Regions from separate parts of the Homo sapiens genome. Here region 2 is linked to region 1. Evidence: chromatin loops called from intact Hi-C (ENCODE). Cell type or tissue: IMR-90. All regions are shown on one strand. Each heading gives the region's core, and the rest is flanking DNA. Links, peaks and the distances in the headings are about the cores only.

Region 1 (15,470 bases), core at 2,816-10,815:
ATCCTCCAGGGCTGTCCTCCAGGGAGGAGCTCTGCTGTGGCCACAGCTAGTAAGAGGGAAGAGGATCAGCAGACAGAGCACTGGACTAAGAGTCCACTCCTGGCCTGAGTCCTCCCTCTGCCATTCACTTTGCTAGGTCCTTAGGGCGAGTGGCTTCCCTGAACCTCAGCTTCCTCACTGGCCCAGTGTACTGCATGCTGATTCTGATTTCATTCTTATAACTGTCTTGTGAGCCAGGTGGCATTCCCATTTTAGAGATGGGGAAGCTGAGGCCCAGAGGGGGTGAGTGATTTGAACCAGGCTGCACAAGGAGAACTCAGTCTCATGCTCTGTGCCCCAGCTACCAGGCTGATAGCAAAACTCATCCCCAGGTTGGTTCTGTTTCCCCACTGAGTGGGCCCTTGGTCCAAACTCCACAGGTTTTCAGAGTAGGAATCCCCCTAGCTCCACCCACTTCACTCTCTGCTTCTCCCTCCTTCAGCTGGAAAAACCACCAGAGAAGGAAGAGGATCACGCCCCCGAGTTTATTAAAGTCAGGGAAAACCTGCGGAGAATTGCCACACTGACCAGCGAAGAGAGAGAGCTGTAGGGCCAGCTGCCGGGCTCAGGCCACTGCCCACCCTGGCCTGGACAGCCTCCTTCAGCCCTTCTGTACCTGGCAGCCCTGGGCCCCAGGCCCTGGGACGTCTGTGATGTTCCCACCTGCTTCTGTAGAAATGTGTCACCCCAGAGGGCCTGGCTCTCCCTGGGAGGCTGGGGCCCCTAAGCTCCTAGGTTTTCCTTCCAAGCACCCAGCCCTCCTGCTCCAAGAGGGATAACCTGCACCCCTCCCTGCAAGGGGTTCAGAGCCCAGCACAGGAGCTTTCTCTGGCAGAATTGAGGAGGAAGAGGTGGCCCTCTGACTTGACAAGCCTTCTGTTCTGCCCAGGCCTTCCCACCAGGAATCTCCGAGGCTCCCCAGGGCCCCGCTTCTCCGTACACCCCAGCTCCTAGGTCTCAGAGAACTCCCCCACCTGTGGTTTTACCTGCAGCCAGCAGAGCTTAGCTTCAAGGACACCTGCCTTCAAAGCCACTGAGGGGAGGAAGGGCAGGGCAGACTGCAGATGGCCTTGTTGCTGGCATCCCGGCCAGGTGGGCGGGGACTAACAAAGACAGCTGTTTAGGGTCTTCTCCCCTCACCCATGCTTTCATCATCCCCTCCGCACAGCCTCCCCGTCCAGGCCTTCTAACCACACCTACCCAGGGCTGCCGCATTCCTGCACTCAGAAGTCTGCAGCGGTGCCTCACAAACTTGATTGTGCATAAAAATCACTGGGGATCTTGTTAATACAGCTTCTAACTCAATAGATCTGGGAGATCCTGCATTTCTAACAAGCTCCCAGGTAAGGCGGAGGCTGCTGGTGTGAGGACCATGCTGTGAGCAGCAGGGCGAGAGTGCCCAGGGCTGATATATATTGGAAATATCACCCCTGAAGCCATCGCTGGCCCCCACCTCCTGTGGACTGATGCCCCAGGGATTCCCACCCCACTTCTGCAACCCCAGGTATCCTTCATTATCCACCCCATCCCAGACTCCCACCCCAGGGATTGCCCGTGAAGACTTTGGCCTAGCAAATTGTGTTGGTTATGTGAGTGTTGTTTTAATCAGAGATGTACATGATTGCCAATCTGCATTTCTTACCAGTGTGACCACACTGTTACGATGCAATTCTAGCCAAAAAAAAAAAAAAAAAAAAAAAAATTTTTTTTTTTTACTTTTTCCTAGTCTTATGGAAAGCAAATATACAATGATTTTCAGTAGGCTTCTGGAATAGAAACAGTGGTTTGAAGACCCCACTGCCACCTTTATGGACTGGCCCCTTTGAGTCTGAATCCCCGGCCTCTGTCACCTGAGACCCAACCCCTAGCTGGGCCAACTCCAGTGAATTCACCCATTTTTCTTCTTCAGAAGGCCTTTCCTGTGTGAGACCCACATATTTTAACCTTTTGCTCCTATCCCATTTTTAAAGAATTAGAGAATAAACCAGGCCTGTTTCTTTTCCCCTGAAATCCCTGCCTCTGGCTTCCTAAACCCATCATCTAAGGTGACAGAGCAGTGCTGGAATAGCATCTCCTTTCACTTTCCCAAAACTGCCACAGATAGCTGCCACTGGCATGCTCTTTGATTCCTGGAAGCAAACGTGGGACTGTCGGAGGAAAGGGATTGTTCTGGTCTTACTCATAACTGGGTGGTTTGAGGGTGACTGAAGTCGTGCTTTTCCTGTGTGTGCTGCCAGCACAGGGCTGTAAATGCAGATATTGCGCCTGTGTGCGTGTGTATAAGTCAAGCTCCAAGAGGCTCCTGAATGTGACTGGCGTGCTGAGAATGTGTTTACGCTGTTTAATGTCTGCCAGGTGAGGGTTACACTGAAGATGCACAATCCCTAAAATAAAGATCACCACTTCCCCAAAGAAGCAGCCCTCGGGTCCATGTGTTGTTCAGACATGTGAAGAGAAGCAAGACAGAGGGTCTCAGATGGACGAGGGCTCTCCAAGGGAATGCCTGGGGATTCACCCAGTGGTCCCCAGAGGTGCTCCATGGAGGCAACAAGTCATTCCATGAAGCCCCAGAGGTAGAAGGGACCTCAAGCACCACGCCCTCCAGGGCAGCCGTGCAGACGACCTTGGTTCACTTTTCAGGGGTCGTCCCAACTCTGTATCTCCAGCCACTCCAACTGTGGAGGCTGTAAATCCAGATTTTCACTGTTCCAGTCTCCTTTGCAGCTTAGGATGGCTATGTGATCAGGTGTGGCCAATGAAATTGAAGAGGAAGTCTACCTGGGCTTCTGGGAAAGCTTTTCCAATAAAAGACACAGGCATGGCTAACACCTCCCTGGGCCTCTTCTTCCTACCTTGATTGAGGGTGTGATGCCTGGAGCCACAGCAGCCACTTTGCTACCATGACAAAAAGGCCAAGAGAATCACAGAGTCATTGACCCTATCATTATTTCACCAAGCCAATACCAGCCGCCATCCTTCTCCAGAATTCTTGTAAATAAAATAAATCCCTCTTTGTTTAAACCATTGTTGGTCAGTCTCTGTTACTTGCAACCAAAATCATCCCTAACTGACACAGAAGGCCAGTCCCTGCCTGTCCAAAATTACCTGCAGGCTGTGCTAAAAATCCAGATTCAACTTTCCCATCAGAAGCCTATTGGATCAGGATCCCCAGCTGCAATGCCTGGGATCTGTTTTTCTGCACCTTCCCCATATAGCCTACCTAGCATGAGTCTGAAAACTGGTACTTGGACATGACTAAAGCACACATCATTCAACAAATATTTATCGAGTTCCTGCTCCATGCCAGGATGCATGCCATAGGCTGGGACACAGTAGAGAACAAAGGTGCAGTGCCTCCCCCTCATCTGATGACTGCAGTGGTCTCCTCCCAACTGGTCTCCCCTACTGGCCTTGTCCCTACACCCTGTTCTCAACAGAGGAGCCAAAATGATCTTCCTCCAGTCTAAGGCAGAACTTGCGACTCTGCACAGAGCCCTCCCTGGGCTCCCAGTGGAGTCTCTCCTGCATTCCAGGTGGTCCTGCGAGTCCAGCTCCCTCTTAGCCTCCGACCTCCTTCCTGCACTCTCCCACTTGCTCACACAGTCCCAGTTGTGCTGGCCTCCTACCCTCTCCAGGCATGCCCCATCTCCATGCCTTTCCACCTGCTCTTCCCCAGCCAGGAGTATCCTTCCCTCCAAGAGCCTCGCGGCCCACTCCCTTGCTTTCTTCAGGTCTTTTATCACACTTCTTCTAAATGAGGTCCCCTTTAGCCACCCCATCTAAAATCTCAACTTCTGCAGTCTTCCTCTGCCTGCCTTGCCTTCTTTTTCCCCCTTACTGTTTATCACCATTGAACATATTCTATATTTTACTGATTTGTCTCGTGTGTCCCTCCTAATGATAATGTCAGCTCCATGAGGGCAAAGATTCTTGTCTATCTTGTTTACTCTGAATCCCTAGTGCACAAGGCCTAGAGAAGATGCTCAGGAAGTGTTTGTCGAATGAAAGAATGAGAAACCCCTTCTCCCTCTGCAATACACCTAGCCTTCTCCCAGGTCCAGCCCATAGCAACCAGAGAAGGCCCTACCTGCCTCCTTCCTCCACGGTTTCCACCCTGACCCACAGATATCCATTTGCTGGGAAGCCCTCATCTGCCCACTTGGGCATTCATCAATATACCTGGGCCTCACTGGCATCATGCTGGCAGGACCCGCATCAGAGCCGCATGGCTCCTGCACACCACAGGAGTGTCTAGAGAGTCAGATCATCCCTGAAGGCTGATGATGAGGCCATCACTCAAGCCTGGAGACCATGGAGAAGCAAAAGGCTGCTGCAGCAGCTCTGACTTCAGACCTCTCCCTAAACAGGGAGCCAAGACAGCAACCCCCGTTCTTGCGGGGGCCACACTCTCTCGGGTCCTGGTTTGGGTTTGCAGAATGCCCCTGTCAATGGCAAACCAGCACTAAACACAAAACCTGGGAGAGAGGGCTGACCTTAGGATGTGAAGGGACCCTCCAACCCTGGTCCTGCAGCGTGTGTGTCACAAGAGTCCTCACACCACAGGAGATTTGGCAGGGCAGCCTCACCACACTTGAGATTATACTGACTCCAAACCCTGTGAGGGTGGGACCCTGTCTGATTCTGCTCACCTTTATCCAGGGCCCTGAAAATAGTTAGGCACCCCGGAAAGTTGTGAATGGATGTCAGTAATGATCACTTTCACTCATATCTGTGTGAAGAGACCACCAAACAGGCTTTGTGTGAGCAACAAGGCTATTTATGTCACCTGGGTGCAGGCGGGCTGAGTCCGAAAAGAGAGTCAGCAAAGGGAGATGGGGTGAGGCCATTTTATAAGATTTGGGTAGGTAAAGGAAAATTACAGTCAAAGGAGGGTTGTTCTCTGGCAGGCAGGGGTGGGGGGTCACAAGGTACTCAGCGGAGGAGCTTTTGAGCCAGGATGAGCCAGGAGAAGGAATTTCACAAGGTAAAGTCATCAGTTAAGGGAGGAACAGGCCATTTTCACTTCTTTTGTCATTCCTTAGAGGCCATCTGGATGTATACGTGCAGGTCACAGGGGATACGATGGCTTAGCTTGGGCTCAGAGGTCTGACAGTCACTGCATTTATAGGGGGCCAGCAATGTCAGCACCCATGACAATCAGATGTCTTCCTCCCCACTCTGCAGATGAAGACACCTGGGCTCAGGTAAGTGAAGGGCCTTGCCAGAAGACATAAGGCAATGCCCCAGGAGAGATGTGATTCTCACCCAGAGTGACCTGTCTGCAGAGTCTGCATTCTTTCCACTACAGCCAGGCCTTGCTCCTGGAAAGTGCTCCTAGGAGGCCCCTGCACCAGCCTGACCATGCTCCATGGGATTCAGGGACCTACTTTATCTGCCATTTGTCTGTCTGAACTTGAAATACTTAACCTCTGCACTATAAAAACAGACTCGGCCGAGCGCAGTGGCTCACGCCTGTAATCCCAGCACTTTGGGAGGCTGGGGCGGGTGGATCACCTGAGGTCAGGAGTTCGAGACCAGCCTGGCCAATGTGGTGAAACCTCGTCTCTACTAAAAATACAAAAATTAGCCAGGCATGTGGCACACACCTGTAATCTCAGCTACCCAGGAGGCTGAGGCAGGAGAATCTCTGGAACCCGGGAGGCAGAGGCTGCAGTGAGCCAAGATCTTGCCACTGCACTCCAGCCTGGGCAACAGAGCGAGACTCCATCTCAAAAAAAAAAAGGACTCAGGTCAATGCAGACCTACCTTAGTTCTGGGGTGAGGAATGTCCACTTGCTGCTAAACTCCATCCCCAGATGCCCCAGACGCCTCCACCCACAAATTCAACCAGGATCAGGATCGACTGGGCACGGTGGCTCACACCTGTAATCCCAGCACGTTGGGAGGCCGAGGTGGGCGATCACTTGAGGCCAAGAGTTCAAGACCAGCCCGACCAACATGAAAAAGCCCTGTCTTTACTAAAAATACAAAAATTAGCTGGGCGTGGTGGCACGTGCCTGTAGTCCCAGCTACTTGGTGGCTGAGGCAAGAGAATCGCTTGAGTCCGGGAGGTGGAGGTTGCAGAGATCATACCACTGCATTCCACACTGTGTGAGAGAGACTCCTTCTCCAAAAAAAAAAAAGTCAGAATCTACCATTGTGATGGGATTCCTTGCATTCTTTGCATTCCCATTGCTGAGCAGTAACGTAAACAATTTGATTTTTCAGTGCCTCCAAAGACCCACTAAACCAGTAACCACCTCACTCCTGCTAGTTTCTTGCCTTACAGTGCCCCCACCTGCCAGACTTCAGAAGAACAGAACTAATTGCCTTAATCTCCTTCTGTCTGGATGTCCTAGTCAGCTCAGGCTGCCGTAACAGAACATAGACTGGGTGGCTTAAACAACAGAAATCTATTTTCATTTTCTTTTTCTTTTTCTTTTTTTTTTTTTTTTTTTTTTTGAGACAGTCTTGCTCTGTCGCCCAGGCTGGAGTGCAGTGGCACAATCTCAGCTCATTGCAACCTCCACCTCCCAGGTTCAAGCAATTCTCCTGCCTCAGCCTCCCAAGTAGCTGGGATTACAGGTGCCTGCCACCATGCCCAGCTAATTTTTGTATTTTTAGTATAGATGGGATTTCACCATGTTGCCCAGGCTGGTGTCGAACTCCTGACTTCAGGTGATCCACCTGCTTTGGCCTCCTCAGGTGCTAGAATGACAGGCGTGAGTCACCGTGCCCAGCCAGAAATGTATTTTCTCACAGTTCTGGAGGCTTAGAAGTCTAAGATCAAGGTGCCCTCATGGTTGTTTTCTGGTGAGGGCTGTCTTTCTGGCTTGCAGATGGTCACCTTCTCACTGTGTCCTCACACTGGGCGAGAGGGAGAAGAGAAAGCAAGCTCTCTGGTGTCTTTTTTATAAGGACACTAATCTCATCATGAAGGCCCCATCCTCATGACCTCAACTAACCCTGATTACCTCCAAAGGCCCCATCTCCAAATACCATGCCACTGGGGATGAGGGTTTGACATATGAATAAGGGGGAGACAAATCTTCAGTCCACAGCAAGGAGATGTTTTGAGTTGATTTTTGGCTGACACTCATCCAGAGAGGAGGACATGGGGCTGGGCTTGTTTTCCAAAGCTAGCCCTTTCATTACATGTACTCGTCTACTTCCTAGAAAGGACCTTATAGAGAGATGAGCAGGACTGCCCAATGAGGAACACCAGTCATGTTCCCAGGTTGCCTGGCAATAGCTAAGTGAGCCAGGGCTCCCTCCTCCAAGGAAGGGTTTCCCATGGGATCAGGGCACCTAAGCTCAACCTTCCCATTGTCCAAGATAAAACGCTCACTCCTCCTGCAAAGCCAACCTCAGGCATGCCCCGTAGAGGGAGAGAGCTGTGGGGGCACAGGCAGACTGGCATATCCAGGGATGCTGAAAACACTCCCCTCAACACAAACACCAGCCAGCCCTCTGCCCCCAAGTCAGTCACTTGTGTTCGTCTTAATCATTAAGCCACAGCCTGGGGCAACTGTAAATTATGAGTGTTGGTTCGGGGTTCTTGATTTTTTTTTTTTTTTTTTTTTTTTTTTGAGACAAGTTCTCACTCTGCTGCCTAGGCTGGAGATCAGTGGAACGATCATGACTCACTGTAACCTCCAACTCCTAGGCTCAACCAATCCTCCTGCCTCAGCCTCCCAAGTAGCTGGAACTACAGGTGCACACCACCACATCCAGCTAACTTTTTTTCTTTTTTCTTTTTTTTTAGAGATAGGAGTCTTGTGATGTTGCCTAGGCTGGTCTCAAACTCCTGGGCACAAGCGATCCTCCCACCTTAGCCTCCCCAAAGTGCTGGGATTACAGGCGAGAGCCACCATGCCAGCCTGATTAAAGGGTGATCACAGAGTAAAAGAAGGGCTTTGTAATGGGAAGATGGGAAACAGAAAATTATTTCAGAATTCCAGTTTGTTTTGGTTTTTGTTTTGTTTTTTTGTGACAAAGTCTCACTCTGTTGCCCAGGCTAGAATGCAGCTGCAACCTCCACCTCCCAAGTTCAAGCAATTCTCGTGCCTCAGCCTGCCGAGTAGTTGGGATTACAGGCATGTGCCACCATGCCCAGCTAATTTTTGTATTTTTAGTAGAGATGGGGTTTTGCCATGTTGGCCAGGTTGGTCTCGAACTCCTGACCTCAAGTGATTCGCCCACCTCGGCCTCCCAAAGTGCTGGGATTACAGGCGCGAGCCACTGTGCCTGGTCCAGAACCCCAATTTGAAGAGAATTAGCATGACTGAGTAAAACAAAGAAGGCCTGAGCCTCCCAGAAGGCAAGGCAGAAAAGGAAATCCAATCTTTATCTATAAACATAGAAGGAGTCATAGAAAGCAGAACAATTCAGTGATTTTCAAATTTTGCTTCATGGGGGAAGTGAGGAGTGACACCAAGCCATTTATAATCTCCTTGCCCTCATCACCACTTTTCTCAACTTTAATTAGAGCAGCTCAATGTTTGTTTCCATGTATTTCCATTTAAACACAGATCCCATGGCCAAAAAAAGACAAAAACCAGGCTGGACACACTGGCTCATGCCTGTAATCCCAACACTTTGGGAGGCCGAGGCAGGCAGATCATGAGGTCAGGAGATCAAGACCATCCTGGCCAACATGGTGAAACCCTGTCTCTACTAAAATGCGAAAAACTAGCGGGCGCGGTGGCAGGCGCCTGTAGTCCCAGCTACTCAGGAGGCTGAGGCAGGGGAATCGCTTGAACGCGGGAGGCAGAGCTTGCAGTGAGCCAAGATCATGCCACTACACCCCAGCCTGGTGACAGAGCGAGACTCCGTCTCAAAAAAAAAAAAAAAAAAAAAAAAAAGACAAAAACCAGAAAAATTCCAAAACCTAGCTTCAAATCCTGTCTCGACCATCCACTAGCAACAATTTTAGGAAAAACTGCACTTCAGTTTCCTAAACTGTAAAACAGATGTCAAAGTACTTACTCCACAGGGTCTTCCGAATTAAATGAGAGTTTGTTTGTAAAGCAATGAGGCCTAGGCCTGGAATATAGTAAGAACTCAACCTATAGTGGCTGTCAAAGGATATGTCCCCCCAAAGTATCCTCTTTGACGTAAAATTATTTTTGAGTTGAAGGCAATTAAGAAGCAGCAAACACAGGAAAACTCCCTCCACCCTCCCCCTTATCTGCCTAGAGGCAGGATATAAATTCACCTTTACTGGAGACAACTCTAGACTCCTAAGAGCTCAGAGATGGCACCAGAGGAATCTGCAAGGAAACCTCACTCCAGTGGTTTCCTCCCATATATTTACCTTCCTGAGCTTCCAGCTGTTGGAAGCCTAAAACTGCTTACCTTTGTCCTGTCATTTCTCCACAGATTTATTGTTCTTTGTTGAAGAGGTTACATAAGCCAGAGTTCTAAGCTACTGCTTTGAGTTACTTTTCACTGAAGTTGCGGCCACGTGATATGCATTGCACGCGTCACTAAACTGTTTTTCTCGTCAATCTGTCTTGTTACAGGGGTCCGTCCCAACTAAGAACTCATGAGGATTGAGGAAAAATTCTTTTCCTAGCTGTAGCAAAAATTATTTTGCTCCACTGTTATTAGCAATCATGCAGGCTTGCCAGAAAAGAAAAACTTCTTTTTAACATAAAATGCCAAGAGGAATCAGAGCTCAAATCTGCCCGAGAAAGGACATTAATTACATAATGTTCTGTTTTCAAAACAGCATTTTTATGGGAAAGGCAGGAACATTCTTCCTGTGATTCTATATTGCTAAAATCCCAGGTGAACTGCTCAGCTCTGGTCCTGCTGGGGCAGTGGGGTGGGGAGACAAGAGCTAATTCTATGGCCCAGACCTGGATTCAAGCCCCAGCTCTGCCACTTATTTGTCACAAGCCTGGGCAACTTGCTGAACCTCATTTTCCATTTTAAACATCTGTGACAAGGGTAATGAGAGCGCACTCATTGAACATCTAGTGCCTGTGCCAGGAACTGTGCTCAGCACTTTATATGAATTCTCTCATTTAATCCCCAAGACTGTCATTACCCCCATTTTATCTGAACCCACATCTGTCTGGCTTTATTATCCTGGCAGCACTCGCTGGTGGAGGCTGCAGGAGGATGTTTTGCAAAGCACCCACATTCAAGCTTTCCCATCTGTCACCAGAAATATTCTGCAAGCATGCTGAGGCCAAACAGCCTTCCCCCTTCCTCCTTCCCTGCCGGCAGGCAGCCCCGCCTTTACCAATCTGGCAGAGTAGGCCCCTGGGACAAGAATCCCAGCCCCATCTCACTCACGGCTCTTAGAAAAGACAGTGGCTGGCCAGGCGTGGTGGCTCACACCTATAATCCCAGCACTTTGGGAGGCCAAGCAGGTGGATCGCCTGAGGTCAGAAGCTCGAGACCAGCCTGTCTAACATAGTGAAACGCCATCTCTACTAAAAACACAAAAATTAGCCAGGCATGGTGATGGGTGTCTGAAATCCCAGCTACTCAGGAGGCTGAAGCAGGAGAATTGCTTGAACCCAAGAGGCGGAGGTTGCAGTGAGCTGAGATCGTGCCACTGCACTCCAGCCTGGGTGACAGAGCAAGACTCCATCTCAAAAAAAAAAAAAAAGAAGAAGAAAGAAAAAGAAAAAAAGAAAAGACAGTGGCCAAATGGGGCACAGAAGTCCACATCTCTGCCCTTAGCTCAGGAAACTGGGGGAAGGAGAGAGATATGTGTTGAGGATGGTTATGTGTCCAGCAGTTTCTGGGACATTTACACCAGTGCCTAGTGCAGGGCTGGACACATTTCAAGGATGGCACTTCCTTCTCCCTCCCTCGCTCTCTCTTTTATGGATATCTTGACAAAGTGACACAGCACGATTATTAACAGCTTAGGCTACAAATTCGCGCAGACTTTAGATTCTTGGGAAAGGTAGGGGATCCAGCTCTGGCACCCCCACAGCTGGTGACCCGGGACAAGTGACTTAACATCTCTGAGTTCCTCATCTGTCAAATGGTAGTTCCAAGAGTACCAGCCTCAAAGATTGTTAGAGGACTTAGTTAACAAGCATAAAGTACTTGGCAAGCACCAAGCACAGGGCCAGCACTCAGGGAAAGTTCATTATCATCCTCTTCCTGTCCCTGGTAGCTCCATTCCCTCATGTCTCTTGCTGACCAGACCCTTCCAGGTCCTGTGTCCACTCACTTACTTTTCTCAGTCCCTAAACTTGTCTGACATCCATCCCTCCCCAATGGCTGGCCCACCTCAAGACCCCCTGCCCTTCTCCCAGCCCTTATTTTTTGGGGGGAGGTATCACCTCACACCTTCTGACACCAGCTCCGAGTGCCCCCATATTATCTAACCTTTTCACTGTTATTTTAAAACAACTCCTGGGAATTTCTCTTCTGCTTGAGTCTGCTAACCCCAAACCCCAAAAAGCCAAGGGCATGGGTGTAGCATGGCTTCCCCTATCTGGTTCTCCTCTCCAGAGAAGACTCTGCCTCTAAGCCCCCTTGTCCTTAGGCAGAGTCCTGTGACTCGTTCTGGTCAATGAAATAGGAGCAGGAGTGTGATGAGGGTCACTTCTGGGCTGAGGCAGTGAGAAGACCCAGGGATCCTCAGGTCTCCCTCTTCCCCTTGGTGGCAAGTGCAGAGGCTGAGCATTAAGATGGAGAAGCATAAAGTCAAGCAGGCTGGCTCACTAACTCACCACACAGAGGACAGCTGTCCTGATGCTTATTATGCCAGCAGTGGACTTGGCATGAGGGAGGAAAAAACTTGTGTTTAGCCACTCAGATTTGGGAGTGCTGTATTACTGCAGCACAGTCTAGCTCATTCTGCCTAACGAAGTAACACAAGCTAAAGTCCCAAAAGCCTAAGGAATTTCTATATTGGAGTACATAGCTAGAAAAAAAAATGGGTAACATTGGATACGATGTTTTAAACAAGTAAATAAATGGAATAAATGCTAATTTAACTCAAAATATGTGATTTATTCCAAGAAAATTAATAAAACACGAATAGGAATAAAAGACACTACAGGGAAAGAATGAAAGACAAATGTGCTTTTCTGCGTGAGGAAGATGAACCGACATTGTCAAGTCTGTCTGTTAATCTAGGGAGATTTTAATCTTTATTAGATTTTAAGGCCAGGTATGGTGGCTCATGCCTGTAATCCCAGAACTTTGGGAGGCCGAGGTGGGTGGATCACCTGAGGTCGGGAGTTAGAGACCAGCCTGGCCAACATGGTGAAATCCCGTCTCTACTAAAAATACAAAAATTAGCTGGGTGTGGTGGTGAGCACCTGTAATCCCAGCTACTTGGGAGGCTGAGGCAGGAGAATTACTTTAACCCAGGAGGCGGAGGTTGCAGTGAGCCAAAATCATGCCACTGCACTCCAGCCTGGGTGACAGAGAAAGACCTCGTCTCAGAAAAAAAAAAAGAAAAAGAGAGAGAAGCTAAATGTTAATAGCCAAGACAATGGGGAAACTGTCTTCAGGGCATGTCCAAGACCATCACAGCAGCCCCTCCCATCACAGGCCCAGAAGCCTAGGAGGGAAAAATGGTTTCATGGATCATGCCCAGAGCCCTACTGCTCTGTGTAGGCTCAGGATATGGTGTCCCAGCTGCTCCAGCTCCAGCCACAGCTAAAGGGGGCCAAGGTACAGCTTGGGTCATCACTTCAGAGGAAGCAAGCCCCAGGCCTTGGCAACTTCCATATGGTGTTGGGCCTGTAGGTGTGCAGAAGGTGAGAATTGAGCTTTGGGAACCTCCACCTAGATTTCAGAGGATGTATGGAAACAAATGGATGTCCACGCAGAAGTCTGCTGCAGGGGCAGAGCCCTCATGGAAAACCTCTACTAGGGCAGGCAGAGAGAAAATGTGGGGTTGGAGCCCCTACACAGAGTCCCCACTGGAGCACTGCCTAGTGAAGCTGTAAAAAGGGGGCCACCATACTCCAAACCCCAGAATGGTAGATCCACCAACAGCTGCACCATCCACTTGGAAAAACCACAGACACTCAATGCCAGCCCATGAAAGCACCCGCAGGGGCTGTACCCTGCAGAGCCACAGGGGCGGGACTGCCCAATGCCTCGGAAGCCCACCCTTTGTATCAGTGTGGCCTGGATGTGAGACATGGAGTCAAAGGAGATTATTTTGGAGCTTTAAGATTTGGCTGGGCACGGTGGCTCACGCCTGTAATCCCAGCACTTTGGGAGGCCGAGGCGGGGGGATCAGGAGGTCAGGAGATTGAGACCATCCTGGCTAACACGGTGAAACCCCGTCTCTACTAAAAATACAAAAAATTAGGCGGGTGTGGTGGCAGGTGCCTGTAGTCCCAGCTACATGGGAGGCTGAGGTAGGAGAATGGCATGAACCCCGGAGGCAGAGCTTGCAGTGAGCCAAGATCGCACCACTGCACTCCAGCACTCCAGCCTGGGCAACAGAGTGAGACTCCGTCTCAAAAAAATAAAATAAAATAAAATAAAATAAAATAAAATAAAAGATTTAATGACTGCCCTGCTGGGTTTTGGATTTGCATAAGGCCTGTAGCCTCTTTGTTTTAGCCAATTTCTCCCATTTGGAATGGGAGCATTTACCCAATGCCTGTACTCCCATTGTGTCTTGGAAATAACTAACTTGTTTTTTATTTTACAGTCTCATAAGCAGAAGGGACTTGCCTTATCTCAGAAGAGACTTTGGACTTGGACTTTTGAGTTAATGCTGGAATGAGTTAAGACTTTGGGGGACTGTTGGGAAGGCATGATTGGTTTTGAAATGTGAGAAGGACAAGAGATTTGGGAGGGGCCAGAGGTGGAATGATATGGTTTGACTCTGTATCCCCACCCAAATCTCATGTCAAATTGTAATCCCCATGTGTCAGGGGAGGGACCTGGTAGGAGGTGACTGGATCATGGGAGTGGATTTTCCTCATGCTGTTCTCATGATAGCGAGTGAGTTCTCACCAGATCTAATGGTTTAAAAGTATGGCACTTCCCCCTTTGCTCTCTCTGTCTCTCCTGCCACCATGTAAGATGTGACTTGCCTCCCCTTCACCTTCCACCATGATTGTAAGTTGCCTCCCCAGCCATGCAGAACTGTCAGTCAGTTAAACCTCTTTTCTTTCCATATTACCCAGTCTCAAGTAGTTCTTTATAGCAGTGTGAAAATGGACTAATACAGGGATACATAATATTAAAAGATGCAAATTATGACATCAAGAACAAATGGAGCAACTTCAACAAAATGGTAAAGTAGAAGCACTTCACTCTCCTCCACTGAAAACCAAAAAAGAAATCCAAGACAAATGTCATCAACACCATCCCAGAACTCAAATCAGAGACTAGGACAATCCCTGGGGCCACAGAAAAGTGTAAAACTCTGAGGAGAGAGTAAGAGAAACAAACTTCTTTATCCATGACACTTTCTCCCTGACTCACAGTTTCTACACTGGAAAAAGTAAGATTGAGGCAGACAGCCAGCTTCCCCACCATCTTGGGTTCCCTTGGAGAAAACCCATTCCTGCTTCAACCAGCATCCCAAGTGCCTATAAGAAGAAAAACCCCTAAGGGAAGCTAGTAACAAAAAGGGGATGTGGGACTAAAAACTCCAGTCCATGAAACTCTGCCCTTTATCTCAGCCAAAGGCTGTTCAGCAGCACCATGCTGTAGGAGGTACACACCATGGGTCTTCTGGGCATGAACCCTTAGCCAGCCTTCCCCCACAGCTGAGGTATTGCTTTTGAGAACCCCCTGTTTAGGATGGGTAGTGCTCTGACCATTTGCAAGAGTCAAGACAAACCTTAGCTTCAGGCACCATCTACTGCAACAACAACAAAAAAAGGCAGTAATCTAGCATTTTGGGGACTCATGGTAACTGCAAAGAACCTTTAAACAAACAAACCCTAGAAAGGCCAAAATAAGCCAGACAGAGAAGACTGGAATAAATGAGAAGACAGGAATAAATGACTACTCCTTCAATGCGAAGCCATAGATATATATCTACAAGAAACAATAGGAAAAAAGGAAATGTAACCTTCCCAAATGGACAAACTAAGAAGCCAGTGACTGACCCTAACAAGACAACAATGTGTGCATTCTTAGATCAAAAATTCAAAATAACGATTCTAAGGAAACTGAACAAACTCCAAGATAACACAGAAGAGCTATTACGAAATTTGTTAGAGAAATTTAACAAAGAGACTTATTTATTTATTTAAGAGTTAGAGTTTGTTTTATTCAGAGTCTTACTAAGGATTACAACCTGGGAGAGTCTTTCCGAGAGTTTCAGCCAAAATTTTGTAATCTGCTAAACTGAGCTTTTTAAAGAAGGAAAAATAAAATACTTTCCAGACAAGCAAACCCTAAGGAAATTCACCACCACTTGACCAGCCTTACAAGAAATGCTCAAAGGAGTTCTAAACATGGAAATGAAA
Region 2 (15,470 bases), core at 3,178-11,177, 430 kb before region 1:
GACCTGAAAAGGCTGTCTATGTAAAGGAACTTATTAAGAGGAAGCAAATAACGAAGTTTGTGGATTTCAAGTTGTGTGTATGTCATACATTATACATCTATTTGTAATCTATCTGTATCTTAAAAATTACAAACAAGATAAATCACAGCTGTTTTTTTGGTAAAGGTTTTAAATATTTTTCTGGTAGGAAGAGTAGATAAAGGCAGCCATGTGGGTTGTTACGTGAAGCCTAGAATGGGCTTTCCCAGATATCAGGAAGACACAGAGGTGATATCCTCATTCTCTTTTGCTACCATATTAGCATCTATTTATAGTCAAATATATAAAAATAAGCACAGTTATTACAGGTGAGATTTATTTGTATAAATAAGTTTGGAAACTATGCCTGTTGTTTACTGGAAAACCCAATTATGGTGTTGTTACCTAGAAGGGAATATTGTAAGTAAACACTTTTTTTTTTCTGCTTCATTTATACCAAAGCAATTTAACATGAAATTAGTAATTATATTAATCTGGGCTCTCCAGAGCAACAGAAACAATAGATAGATAGATAGATAGATAGATAGATAGATAGATAGATAGATAGATTTATTATACAGAATTGGCTCATGTGGTCATGGAGGCTGAGAAGTCCCATGACCTACAGTCTGGCAAGCTGAAAAGTCAGAAGAACCAATAGATAGTTCCAGGTTGAGTCTGAAGGCCTGACAACTGGAAGAGCCAATGGTATAAGCTCCAGTCCAAGTTGGAAGGGTCCCAAGGCAAAAGACCTATGTTCCAACTAAAAAGACAGAGAGAGCAAATTCTCCCTTACTCCACCATTTTATTCTGTTCAGGGCTCCAATTGATTGGATGAGACCTAACCACATTTGAGAGGCAATTTACTTCACTCAGTCTACTGATTTGTGTGTTAATCTCGGCCAAAAACACCTTCACAGATACACCCAAAATAATGTTTAACCAAATCTCTGGGGACCCAAGAGCCCATTCAGTTGAAAAAAAATTGATCTTCACAGTAATGTTAGATGCAGCCTTATATAAGGATGAAATTCTTTGATTCCTATAAACTCTTAAAAAAGATTTTTTTCTACTCAAAATTAATTACTTAGACTACTTTTGGAAACATTTTAATTTATTATTTGAATAAATTTTTTAAAATTTCTACAAATAGTGTTTTTTTTTTTTTTAGTGAGATATTTTTGACAATCATTTCTGATGGATTGCAACTGAAAATGTAAAGACATGTGCCAGTGGTTGTTCTGGGAATTTTTCAGTTGCAGGAGAGTCCTCTTTTTGGGCTAAAAAATAGATTTGATAAATTATGGAGGAAACCTATAGAGTGATGGGGCAGAGGAAGGCAGGCTGCTTTGTGCAACTGTATCTCCTAATATCTTTATCAAAATGACATCATAAGGATGTACAGCGAAGGTGGTAACCCTCTGTCATTCCAGAGAAAAAGGGATATAGGTAGTGCAGCCTGAGGTTCTCAAGGCATGGAGGAAAAACGTTTCAAAAACAGAAAAGAACCATTTGAAAATGCAAAAGAAAATGGATATCCTAGGAGCGAATTGGATTATTTTTTCAGACTTGTTGTCTTCCTGTAACCTTAACGAATAGTACCATAGCTCCCCCTGCTGCATAAGGAGGCAAAGAGGCAAAACCCTGTCACAAAGAACCTTCTTCCCTCACCTGCCGGAATTGTTGGTTTTGCTTTTTGTTTTTTTTTTTAAGTCTTTTGGTTCTTTACCCGAGCAAAGTCATTGAAACTGTTCTTTTTTTTTTATTTCCAACCATCCTTTCTCTCCTCTTCCTGCTAATTGCATGTTTGAAAGATTTATGGATATCATTTTAAAAGCTAACATTTCAAATAAAACATAATAGGAAATTATAATTTGATGATTGGAGGTGTCTAGAAATGCATAAAATACAATTTAGATATATATTGTACTTGGATAACAAGTGTGGGAAAAACTGGGGGAAGGGGGAAGGCATTATTGTTATTTGACGAGGAGAAGAACACAGTTTTAAAGACCTGAATTCTCTGACACCAATTTGCTTGGTGCCTTGGGCAAGTTACTTAACTTTCTTTGTGTGCTGCAGTTTCCCCATTAAAAAAAAAATGAGGATAATGGCATATGCCTTTTCTCTGCCTCATAGAATTCTTACCAGAATGATAGAAGATCAAGTAATGCCCCACTTATCCAGCCATCATACTTCCAGCCTTAGCCATCTGTAATGAATCTCAGAAGCAGGCAGAAAAAGGCCTGTGAGCAATGAGAGCACTGCAGGCTTTAAGAAAATGCAAAGTCCATTGACTTGGAATTTTGTGTCAGTTAAGCTCAGTGTGTGCTGAGCTTGCAAGGTATACATGTGTTTGTGTGCATGTATGTTTCTTTTCTCTGTAGTTCTTCCCTCTCTGTAGTTACCTAGGAAGATAGGTTTTTATTTAAATGGAAAGGCAAGAAAGGGAAAGGTTGATTGAGGCAGATGAAAGTGTCTCCTTGGAAATTCACCATGAAGTTGGTGTAAGTTAGTTCAACCATTGTGGAAGACAGTGTCATGATTCCTCAAAGACCTAGAGGCAGAAATACCATTTGACCCAGCAATCCCATTACTGGGTATATACCCAAAGGAATATAAATCATTCTATCACAAACATATTTGCACATGTATGCTCATTGCAGCACTATTCACAATAACAAAGACATGGAATCAGCCCAAATGCCCATCATTGATAGACTGGATAAAGAAAGAATGGTACATATACACCATGGAATACTATGCAGCCATAAAAAGGAACAAGATCATATCCTTTCCAGGGACACAGATGTAGCTGGAAGCCATTATCCTCGGCAAACTAATGCAGGAACAGAAAACCAAATACACATTCTCACTTATAAGTGGGAGCTGAATGATGAGGACACATGGATGCGTGGAAGGAAACAACACACACTAGGGCCTGTTGGAGGATGGGGAATGGGAGGAGGGAGAGCATCAGGAAGAATAGCTAATGGGTGATGAGCTTAATACCTAGGTGATGGGATGTTCTGTGCAGCAAACCACCATGACACACGTTTACCTATGTAACAAACACACACTCTGCACAGGTACCCCTGAACTTAAAAGTTGGAAATAAAAAAAAAAGAAATTCACCATGAAGATAACTAGAGAAGAGGCCAGAATTAGGGGTAAACAGCGTTCTCTATTTCAGTCAATCACACGGTACTGGTTTCCTGCTTCAGAGTTTACAGGCTTTGTTGAAAGTTTTCTGAATCACGGACAGAATGCTCTTTTTACAAAGAAGTTTGTAATGCATTTACAAAAAAAAGAAATATGTACTGCATTTTAGGAAGCATTCTATTAAAAATGAAGGGAATAATGCATAGTTTATGTAGAAAATCAATATATACGGAATATTTCATTTTTTCCTCTGTGGTGTTAGATATATTCAACACTACTATTCTATTTTAGAAACAGTTTGAATTCCTCAATTGGAAAAGTACTCCCCACGTTTTTCTCCTTTGTAGCTCCGGATCTGATTTAAATCACTTGCCAAATCATTTTAAAGCCAAAACAAGGAGTTAGATTCTTGAAATTTGTTTTTGAGGGACAGGGGTGTTTTATAAATTAAAAATGTAAATTATATATGTATTTTTATTTTAAATAAGCTTTAAAATAAAGTATGTATTTTATTTTAAAATAAGCTTTCCCCTTTTTTGGATAAAACTGAAAACTTCCAGTTCTGGATGGATATTTATGTAGATATTTTTTACATACCTTACCTGACTAAGCATTATATTTTCATGCAGTAAGAGCAACAAATTATTTATATATTACATATTCAAATGTTTTTATATAATGTCTTCATTAAAATATGTACTAAATTTATAAATGTAAATTTGAACAAATTTCAAAATTATTTTTGTATTTATTGTCTGATGGAGGCAGGCAAAATGTGATACTCCAGCATTCTTTTCCCAAGAGATATGAAGATCTTCTGACAATTCAAATGAGATTAGTGTAGACTAGGACTTCTCAAACCATTTGAAGAACGAGGTGAGGTTTTTTTCTTTCATTTTAATTTCTTGTTTTTCTGACCAATATGTCATTCAACTGACTGTACATAGTGCCAGTACATAGTTAGGGCCATATGCCACTCACTCCCCATGTGCCTTTGACAACCCCAATCACCCTGTCCAGTGGATGAGCCCAGTGATCACATACTTGGATGTTACAGCAATGTCAAATTGGTATATAAGTTTCTGAACAATCTAAATTTTTGTGCTTAACCTGGTCAGGTACTGGTAATAATACATTTGCAGGCAGGCATCTTAGAATCGCACTGGGTAAATTAGTGATTAACAGCACACAACCTGGAATCAGACTGCTTGGGTTTGAATCTCAGCTTTACCATTTGCTGGCTGAGACCCTAGGCATGTCATTTAACCTCTTGTGCCCCAGGTTTCTTATTGGTAAAATGAGGATAACAATGCTAACCCATTTCATAGGGTTGCCACAAGCATTATAGAAACAAAATACTTAATACTGTAGAACTTAATAACAATAGTTTGCTTACTATGTGTTTAGCAGCAGTAATAATGTTGCTAAATCAGTAACATTTTGAACCTACTTGAAATTTCCTTATTTTGCTGACTTATCTAGAATAATTGTTGTAAAACCTAATTTACTTTTAAGTCAGGGGTCCCCGAGCCCTGGGCCACAGACCAGTACCTGTAGGTGACCTGTTAGGAACGGGCCGCACAGCAGGGGGTGAACAGGGGCTAGAGGATTACCACCTGACCTCCGCCTCCTGTCAGATCAACAGTGGTATTAGATTCTCGTAGGAGAGCAGACCCTATTGTGAACTGCACATGTGAGGGATCTAGGTTGTGTGCTCCTTATGAGAATCTAATGCCTGAGATCTCAGGTGGAACAGTTTCATCCTGAAACCATCCCCTCCCTGTACTACCATAACTTCCCCCTACCCCGTTCATAGAAAAATTGTCTTCCACAAAACTAGTCTCTGGTGCCAAAAAGGTTGGGAACTGATGTTTTAAGGGATATATTTTAAGCAAATATAGACCATGAAGGTAATCGAAGTCAAGTATATTATTTGAGGGGAGTGTGATTCATTCATATTGAGGTTCAAACATTCAAGAATATTTAATATTCAGTGAATATTTATTGAACATGCTGTTTCATATGTAGCCTTTAGAAGACATCATTAATTTCCTAGGAGGAGGTAAGCAGTTTGTTACTGAGCCTCTGTCAGAGGTCACAGCTGAAGAAATCTGGTTGGAGATGGTTACTGATGAGTATTTGGTTCAACTACAGTTTGTTAAGGATGTGGACCACAATTGGAATTTATATAATGTAGACCTCAAGGGAAAGAAAATATTGTAAATGCTTTCCTTTGAAAAAAGACATACTGATTCATTCAAGTGTTCATGATTGTGTACCTAGAAAAGATATTTTTAATGTTTTCTTTATATTGGAAATTCATTCATTTGATAAATATGTATTAGAGCCCACTATGTGCCAAGTAAAGTTGCTGAGAATATTTTCAGTTATCAAGGCAGATAAAATCTCTGTCTTCATGAAGTTTGCATTCTGGTATGGAGCCAGGAAAGAAAAGCAGGTTTTTAAAAAAAATAACAAAGTGAGTGTTAAGAAATAAGTGCGCAGAGCACAGGTTGAATATTCCTATTTGAAATGCTTGGTACCAAAGATGTTTCAGGTTTTAGACTTTTTTAGATTTTGGAATATTTGCATTACACACACACACACACACACACACACACACACACACCAGCTGAGCATCCTAAATCTGAAAATCTGAAATTCAAAATGCTCCAGTGAGCATTTCCTTTGAGCATCACGTTGGCATTGAAAAAGTTTCAGATTTTAGAGAATTTCAGAATTCTGATCTTTGGATTTGGGATGCTCAGCCCTGCAATAAGAAAGTACACAGAAAGATCTACTTTAGGAAAAATGGTCAGGATAAGTACCTCTAAGAAAGTAACATTTGAACTGAGACTCAAAGGATGAGGAGCAAGCCATATAAAGAGCATTCTAGGACCTGGAAAAGCTCCTGTTTACTCTGTGCAGTACTTCAGGTATTTCAAAGAACTCCTCAGCAGCAGTAGATGCAGTGTCTTTTCTCTAGCAACAAGACAAAAACCGGGCATTTTTAATACACGTATACAAAACCAACTACAACTCATTAGTTATTCTTGGGAAGAAGAATAAATAAACAAAGAATTCCAGCTCTATTTTACATCTTCATAGCAGAAGCTAGTAGCCTTAGTAGCAGAGGCTAGACATTGTTTGAAGGCATTTCTACTTTAATTTACTATGCCAGTATTTCTGTCTCTTTGGAGTTGTTAATTTCTTCATCTCAGGACCTCTCTGAGGGCTGATCAGGACTGCAGTTCAGAGTGTTTCCAGGGCATTGTGAGAACACAAAATGCATTCCTTGTGCTCCTGTCTTTATTACATGCTGTTCATCAGTACATTGCAGGCACCTCTTAGGCATTTAATTCCATTGGGAGTTTCTCTTGATACAAATTACTTTCATTTACTATAATTTTTATACTTTATCCACAGGATTAACTCTTGACTCTTTTGAAACTCTTGACCACCACCTTTCTCAGAGGTCATGATTTTTTCTGTTTCTGCTATAGCTCATGCCTTGTCTTGTGCTTTGCTAATAATAAATCAATAAATGGCTCATTTCTTGCTCTCATCCAAATGAAGCCATATATGGTAAGCATTAATTTTGTAATAAATTTTCTTCGTCAGAATATCTTACTGCCATTTAAATTTTTTACATAGACTATGGAAATAATTTACTTCCAATATTGAAAAATAATCATCTGCTTGTGAAGTATAAACTGAGCCTCTGTTTATTTTATCTAAAGCAGTATACAAGTCAAACTTTACTTTTTTATTCATAAGTTCACTTTTATAGATTTGTTTGGAATGTACTTATATTACAAAATTTTATCTTCCTTAGGTAGAGTGGAATATCTAAAAAAGTTTATTAATGAATCTTGAAATCTTTGGTCATGAACTACTTATAGTGTCATCTTTGCATACTTCAGTGATATTGAATACTTCTTAAAAACAGGAAATGAGTAATGCTGTATCCAGTGAAACTCTAGGAAGAATTTAAAATGTAATCATCATTAGCAAAAATTCTAAAAACAGCATGTTCTTACTAAGTACATTGGCTTCCTTGCTATCTTAATTCTGTATATTTGCTTTCTTTACATAAGAAGCTCTGCTATTAGTATTGCAGATCTAGAGCCAATGATAGAATGACCTAGATTCTGTGTGTCTTATACATCATCATCTGGATTTTTCAACTAGTCCTAATTTTAGTAACAGTAAGAGTAAATCTCTAAAAGAAAAAAAGGCACAGTGGAAATTTCGGATTTTGATTGATTTCAGTGATGAAAGGACTAAAATATTGACTTTTACTCATGATTTTTCATTATTTCTGCCAGTTTATCATTAATTTTACATTTAGTATTGTTTAAATGCAATGCACTAATTTCATCTTGTGTTATCTAACCTGGAAAAATAGTTTTTAAAAAAACACAGAATGTAAATATTTTAGAAATGAACTCCTGGCAAAAGACATCATCATAACATTTGGAACCATGGGTATTGATGGTCTCTTGGCAAATTATCATTTTTTCTTCAGGCTTCCATTTGCAAAGTAATAATCAGAAATCAGACTAAAATGGGAAATATTTTTAAATGACAGTGATTTAGAAAAAAGACTAGAGGTTGAAGAAAATTTAGAAGTAATAATGGCTACATATTTTATATTTACATTTCTCTTTAGGAGAAACTGAAGATTCAGAAATATTGTCTTAATCCATTTGGGCTGCTTTAACGAAGTATCATAAACTGAGTAGCTTACAAACTACAGAAATCTTTGTCACAGTTGACAAGGAAATATGGTGAAGTAGTTGCTTTAGCCAGTGAAGATGAGTATGAGCTGACATATGTCACTTTAGGAAGATGCTTTAGAAATGTCCCTGTTCCCATCTCAATGCTCTGCTGATTATGGAAGAATGTACCAGCCTAAGTCCCTGAGTTACCAGAATAAGCAGAACCTCCTGCTGCCCCATGGAACATGTAGTGCGAAGAAGACATAATCTTTTACATGTTAAGTTTCCGAAATTTGGGAGTTATTTATTACTTTGGTATAACCCGTCTTGACTGATACAGGATCTAAAAATATAACTTAGTCATAGATTAAAGTGCTTACTTTTCTAGTTTGCTAAAGCTTGTTATTATTCATGGGTGTTGAATTTCATTGAATGCTTTTTTTCTGCACCTGTCCAGTTGATCATATGTTTTTGATTTTAGTCTGTTAATGTCATGGATGACATTACAGATATTCTCATATTTAAACTTCCTTCCATTCTTGACCATAACCTCTGTTGGTCATCAAATATGGTATTTTTATACATTGTTAGACTGAGTTTTCTTTCCTTTATTTAAGACTTGTAGACACATACATTCATTATTAGATTATTTTATAATTTTTCTAGTCATCCTCACATAGTTTTATGATAAAATTATATTTGATAAATTAAGTTGGGGTGTTTTAATCCTTTTTATATCTCAAACAATCTGTATTGGGTTCCTTAAAGGTTTGGTAGAACTTGTCTTTAAAACCTCTGGACCTGGTGCTTTTTAGTGGATAGATTTTTAACCACCAATACCATTTCTTTAATGGTTATAGGTATTTTTAAGTTTTCTATTTTTTTCTCTTGTCAATTCTAATAATTATAATATTCTAGAAGTGTCATTTTGTTTCCAGTTTAATAGTATAGAGTTATAAGAGTTATGTGAGAGTTTATAGATAGCTATATATGTAAAAGTATATACAGTTTTTTGTTCTCTGCTGTATCTGTACAATGCTGATACTGTATTTTTAAATTTCTAATATTGTATATTTTTCTTACTTAATCTTTTCAGAGGTTTTGCATTTCATTGGTCTGTTCAAAGAATCATATTTTTGCTCTAGGTAATACTCTCAAAGTTTCCATTTCAATTATTTTCTTAATCCTTCTTTCCACTTTTGTAATATATTGTTTTTCCAACTTTTTGAGTTGAATGCTTAACCCAGGAAGCTTAATCTTACTTTTTTTAATAGGCAATTTAAGGCTATACATTTAGATTAATTTCAAGTTGTTATATGTAGTACATGATTCTTATTTTTTAACCTTGACCACTTGGAAGTTATATTTTATTTCTGTTCTTTTAGTGGTTACCCTTAAATTTATAACACTCATATTTGACTTAAAGTAGGAAATTAATAGCTCATTCTCTTATAACACAAACATCTTACCTAAGAAAGCTTTAACTCCAGTTGTATCCCATCCATCTCCTTGTTTCTTCCTTTATCTCTCTGTGTTCCATTCTGAGTAATTTCTTTCAGATCACTAAGTTTTTAGCTCTGTTTAATATGTTGTTTGCAGGTCCTTTTTTATTAAAAAATTATTTCAATTTCTAGAACCCTATTTGGCTCTTTTTCAAATTTGTTGTTTATGGTATCCTATTTACTTATTATAGTTTTAAACATATTTTACAGTGACTTTCAAATTGCTCTGTTCTCTGAAGTTCTAAAGAAGTGACTCTTCCTATTATAAATACTGACTCTCCCTCATGGTGTATCATTTCCTTGTGTAGTTAGTAACTTTGGAATGTGACTTTATGTTTATTGGGGGTCGTTTTTTCCGTGAGAGTACCTGTAGCATGGATTGCTGGTATGTCCCCCTAGAAAAGCTTTGCATTTTATTCAAAGGGTACGTCAAGGCTTTTACTGACATAGAACGAGTTTTTAAATGTCTTTCTCAGCTTGGGATTCCCTCACAAGGGTAGTTTAAAGTCAAACTCAGGTCATGTACATGGTTTGGTCTTAAGGACTTAATTTCTCACAGTCGACTTTTTACTCAACCCAACCCAAAGCCTGGACAGAGACAAGCTTATTTATTTTTTATTTATTTTTTGCTAGTTTGTTTTTGATTTTCCATACAGAAGTTTCTAGAACTCCTTTCACAGAGGGAGCAGTAATTCCAAGGTCTGGCTTTCTGCAGGAGGCTCAGTTCTAGCTTCCCACCTTATTTAAGCCCAAGGCCACATCTACTGTCTCACTATAGATGTTACAATCCTGAGGCCCCCATCTATAATTTTATGTGTCTGTGCACACATGCACACATATTAACCCTCTGGTTCCTGTATACATTTAGGCTAGATAGCTCATCCCCCAATAAACACATACCCTACTTTGGCATCAACTGATAGCTGACTGGCCCTGGCTTTTATTTCCTCTTTATTCTGATACTCAATCAACTTCCTATTTTATCTTTCAAACTTACGTATGAATTGAAGGTTCATTTTTCTTATATTTTCGCAGACTATGTATTTGTAGCAGTTAGGGAATATTCATTAGCTCAGTTCATGTTGATAAAATCCCTTAGTTTCTAATAAAGGAAAACAAATGGTTAGCCAAAAGTGAGAAATGTAATTATAGCTTACAGGCTGAACTGGGAATGAGAGTGAACTATTAGAGAAAACTGTCTGGACATTCTCTCATCCAGTGTCTGTTCAATGTGTACTGTATAAGATTCCAGAGACTGTTCCAGACCCTGGCGATACAAAGATGAATAAGAAATAATTCCCTTCCTTAGTGAGTTCATAGACTATCAAATAGAATAATATAGAACAAATAGAATGCAGTGAGAGAAATGCTAACAGAAGTATATATAATTGCTATGAAGACTTTAAATAAAATAGAGTTTTTATTTTTGCCTTTTAGTTAGAGGTATGTTGATGGAATAGGGGATGTTGCTAACGGGTTTCATAGAACAAGTAAAAAATCACAAATGGTAAGCACGGCATTTTTGGATGAGAGATAAACATGTATAAAAGCCACACTACTAGTGTAGTATATTGGTTTGGCTGGAGAATAAGGAGTGAGTGGAGAAGTGATGATAGATGGATCTGAAGAAATAGGCACCGATTTTTTAATTTTATTCTGTAGGCAAGGGATTGATAGTTTTTATGAATTAGGAAGATAACATTGCTGGTTATTTTTCTAAAGATGTGTTAAGTTGCTGAGAAAAAAAAACTAGATATGGTGAGTGTAATTAGGAGGTTGTTGCAGTCAATCAGGCCAGGGATGATGGATATTGAAAAGCAAGAGTAGAGTTGAAGAGGAAGGAATATACTTCAGAAATGGGGACTCTCAGAGAAATTTTTCAGTGTTAGTATAAAAAGAGAATAGGAAGAATATTAATAAATGAACCACAATTGGCCCAGCACAGTGGCTCACACCTGTAATCCCAACACTTTGGGAGGCCAAGGCAGGAGGATGGCTTGAGCACAAGAGTTCAAGACTAGTCTGGGCAACATAGCAAAACCCTGTCTACAAAAATAAAGTTAAGAAAAATCAGCTGGCCATTGTGGGCGCTCCTGTAGTCCCAGTCCTCCAGTCCTAGTGCCTCAGTCCTACTCAGGAGGCTGAGGCAGGAGGATCACTTGAGCCCAGGACGTCAAGGCTGCAGTGGGCTGTGATCATGCCACTCTAGCCTGGGTGATGGAGAGAGATCCTGTCCCCTCAGCCCCCCAAAAAAAGTAACCAAAATTTATTGAGCAATCACACCATGCCAGCAACTTTACCAAGTTCCTTTAACTCTCACAAAACTCTGTAAGTGATAATTTATAAATGAGAAAGCCTCAGAGAAGTTCAGTAATAGCCCACCCAACATCACACCTGTGGTGCTATATCCAAATGCTGTCTGATTCCCATGCTGGTTTTCTTTTCACTCTTTTTGTTCCTTCTCTGTAGAGATTTTGTTTTAATGCTAATCATTTTTTCCATGGGACTCTCCTTATATTGCAGTTTTATCAGGTGAAATGATGAGCAATTCAAGAGTCTTTAAATAACTATAATTTGAAATGTCAAATTACTTCTCAACTGTAAGCTAATTAAATCTTGCAAGGCAAGACCCTCTAAAGTTAAAAATGATTTGGCATCTCTTTCCATGTCATTAGGCTACATCTCTCTGCAGTGTGATGATTCTGCTCGTTGCATTTCAGAGTTTGCTGGTGTCACCATGTGGTTTGGTGGGGCTAAGAATAATAATTATTCCTAAATCCTCTGGCAAAAGTTGTCAGAAACCAATTCAGAAGCTATACCATCACCACTAAGTTCACAGTTCAAAAAACAGTGACCACTCAGGGATATTCTGACAAATATAGTGTCACAACAAAGAAATAGGAAGCCAATAACAATTATTGATGATTTACTGCAGAAGTTCTCTTGGGCACTTCAAAAGAAAGGTTTTATCTAAGTAGAGAAAATTTAATTTTAGTAAGCAGGATGGAATGCTATCACCAACTTGTCCTGCCAACTGGATTCTTCCTTTCCTCCCCAGCCAAACTTATAAGCATTCTTTCCCTTTTCCATTTAAACATTAATGACAGGCAAAGAAATGGTGAGATATCATTATAAAGTTCAGAAATAGCCCAACTTAACTCCTGAAATCATGCCTTACACATATGCATTAGAATTTCTGGGTCAAGGGTGAAGACAGTATATATCAAAGTGGTTTAAATGACAGATGCTAGGGCCAGACTGCCTGGGTTGGAATTCTGGTTCTGATACTCACTAGCCATGTGATCCTAGGTAGGTTACTTAGTGTCCTTGTGCCTCAGTTTCCTCATCCATAAAATGGGAATAATAAAAGGACATATCCCATGGGGTTGCTTGAAGATTAAACAACATCCATAAAGCATTTTGAATAGCACTTGGCACAGATTAAGCCATATATAGGTATTTATTATTATAATTATTACTGTTGATATTTATAACAATTTCTATTTTGGTGTGTTATGGTGATTATTATTAAATTTGGATGATAAAATATTTACCCTATTTCCAATAAGCAAATCTTTGAGTAGAATAAGAATAGGCAGTCTCTTTTATGCTTTCCCATTAGAGTGTTTTGCTCTGATTTTGTTGTGTAAATCTTTCAAATAGAAAATATATAAAACTGAACCATAAGTTCTAAAACTGCCATCTAAATTGAGTATGGTTTTCGTGCTTTAAAAAAACATGTTTTGTTTGTTAAATTGGAAACAATTTAGTGCACCCACATTCCTTCTGGTTTAAGTAATCTATAGAATTAAAATGACAAAAAAGTAGGATTAGCCAGATTTATATTTGGCAAAGGAGCGTTGCAAACAGCTTCCATAAAACAGGTGTAGCTGTTTTAATAGATGTACCAGACTGGCCCATAAAACCCACCCAGTTGCCATAGCACTCCACAGATGTCCACTTAAACAATTTAATATCACTGAAATGATTCTGGCAAAGAATTTCTTAAAACAAACTGTAATGATTTATCATTTTGAGCTGTCTCAAGTACCATCATTATCCTAATGGCCCATGATCAGAATATTTTTCTTCAAATTCTTTCCCCCCACTTTGGCTCTCCTTTTTCTGTTCAGACCCTCTTCATCTGCATATGCTTAATACCACTAATCAGGCTCTTTCATTCATATTATCCAACCCACACTAAATTTCCTTACCTTACTCTTTTCGCTTTCATTTGAGAAAAATCCTGTCTTCCAATCTCCTCCTGTGTGAATTGATTCTAGAAACTTTTTTTGTTTTTATTATTATACTTTAATTTTTAGGGTACATGTGCACAATGTGCAGGTTTATTACATATGTATACATGTGCCATGTTGGTGTGCTGCACCCATTAACTCGTCATTTAGCATTAGGTATGTCTCCTAATGCTATCCCTCCCCCCTCCCCCCACCCCACAACAGTCTCCGAAGTGTGATGTTCCCCTTCCTGTGTCCATGTGTTCTCATTGTTCAATTCCCGCCTATGAGTGAGAACATGCGGTGTTTGTTTTTTTTGTCCTTGTGATAGTTTGCTTAGAATAATGGTTTCCAGTTTCATCCATGTCCCTACAAAGGACATGAACTCTTCATTTTTTATGGCTGCATAGTATTCCATGGTGTATATGTGCCACATTTTCTTAATCCAGTCTATCATTGTTGGACATTTGGTTCCAAGTCTTTGCTATTGTGAATAGTGCCGCAATAAACATACGTGTGCATGTGTCTTTATAACAGCAAGATTTCTAATCCTTTGGGTATATACCCAGTAATGGGATGGCTGGGTCAAATGGTATTTCTAGTTCTAGATCCCTGAGGAATCGCCACACTGACTTCCAAAATGGTTTACAAACTAGTTTACAGTCCCAGCAACAGTGTAAAAGTGTTCCTATTTCTCCACATCCTCTCCAGCACCTGTTGTTTCCTGACTTTTTAATGATTGCCATTCTAACTGGTGTGAGGTGGTATCTCATTGTGGTTTTGATTTGCATTTCTCTGATGGCCAGTGATGGTGAGCATTTTTTCATGTGTCTTTTGGCTGCATAAATGTCTTCTTTTGAGAAGTGTCTGTTCATGTCCTTCACCCACTTTTTGATGGGGTTGTTTGTTTTTTTCTTGTAAATTTGTTTGAGTTCATTGTAGATTCTGGATATTAGCCCTTTGTCAGATGAGCAGGTTGCGAAAATTTTCTCCCATTTTGTAGGTTGCCTGTTCACTCTGATGGTAGTTTCTTTTGCTGTGCAGAAGCTCTTCAGTTTAATTAGATCCCATTTGTCAATTTTGGCTTTTGTTGCCATTGCTTTTGGTGTTTTAGACATGAAGTCCTTGCCCATGCCTATGTCCTGAATGGTATTGCCTAGGTTTTCTTCTAGGGTTTTTATGGTTTTAGGTCTAACATGTAAGTCTTCAATCCATCTTGAATTACTTTTTGTTTAAGGTGTAAGGAAGTGATCCAGTTTCAGCTTTCTACATATGGCTAGCCAGTTTTCCCAGCACCGTTTATTAAATAGGGAATCCTTTCCCCATTGCTTGTTTTTCTCAGGTTTGTCAAAGACCAGATGGTTGTAGACATGCAGCATCATTTCTGAGGGCTCTGTTCTGTTCCGTTGATCTATATCTCTGTTTTGGTACCAGTACCATGCTGTTTTGGTTACTGTAGCCTTGTAGTATAGTTTGAAGTCAGGTAGTGTGATGCCTCCGGCTTTGTTCTTTTGGCTTAGGATTGACTTGGCGATGCGGGCTCTTTTTTGGTTCCATATGAACTTTAAAGTAGTTTTTTCCAATTCTGTGAAGAAAGTCATTGGTAGCTTGATGGGGATGGCATTGAATCTATAAATTACCTTGGGCAGTATGGCCATTTTCACGATATTGATTCTTCCTACCCATGAGCATGGAATGTTCTTTCATTTGTTTGTATTCTTTTTTATTTCATTGAGCAGTGGTTTGTAGTTCTCCTTAAAGAGATCCTTCACATCCCTTGTAAGTTGGATTCCTAGGTGTTTTATTCTCTTTGAAGCAATTGTGAATGGGAG

The links. Peaks named below come from ENCODE experiments on the same cell type or tissue, not always from the same donor. Only the 100,000 strongest peaks of a DNase experiment are listed, where the experiment ranks them.
Region 2: it touches region 1 in a loop (4-fold over the local background); 4 of 110 quality-filtered maps call a loop at or near these places.

What each region holds. Positions count from the first base shown.
Region 1 is chr3:58,551,707-58,567,176 of GRCh38, reverse strand. FAM107A (family with sequence similarity 107 member A) reads left to right here. Exons shown (of 4, transcript NM_001076778.3): 4 at 482-3,060. The coding sequence ends at 589. All of the region lies in intron 1 of LOC107984079 (a long non-coding RNA gene), which reads right to left. Among named protein-coding and RNA genes, the nearest start is that of FAM107A, 18 kb to the left of the region's middle. RefSeq lists enhancers at 432-955, 3,880-4,880, 4,881-5,381, 5,382-5,882, 5,883-6,883 and 1 more. In IMR-90, for the core only: a CTCF peak has its summit at 6,327; a DNase peak (open chromatin) is centred at 6,246; H3K27ac peaks cover 364 bases.
Region 2 is chr3:58,981,094-58,996,563 of GRCh38, reverse strand. All of the region lies in intron 4 of CFAP20DC (CFAP20 domain containing), which reads left to right. All of the region lies in intron 2 of CFAP20DC-AS1 (CFAP20DC antisense RNA 1), which reads right to left. Among named protein-coding and RNA genes, the nearest start is that of CFAP20DC, 61 kb to the left of the region's middle. In IMR-90, for the core only: no CTCF peak of the experiment used is centred there; a DNase peak (open chromatin) is centred at 7,263; H3K27ac peaks cover 175 bases.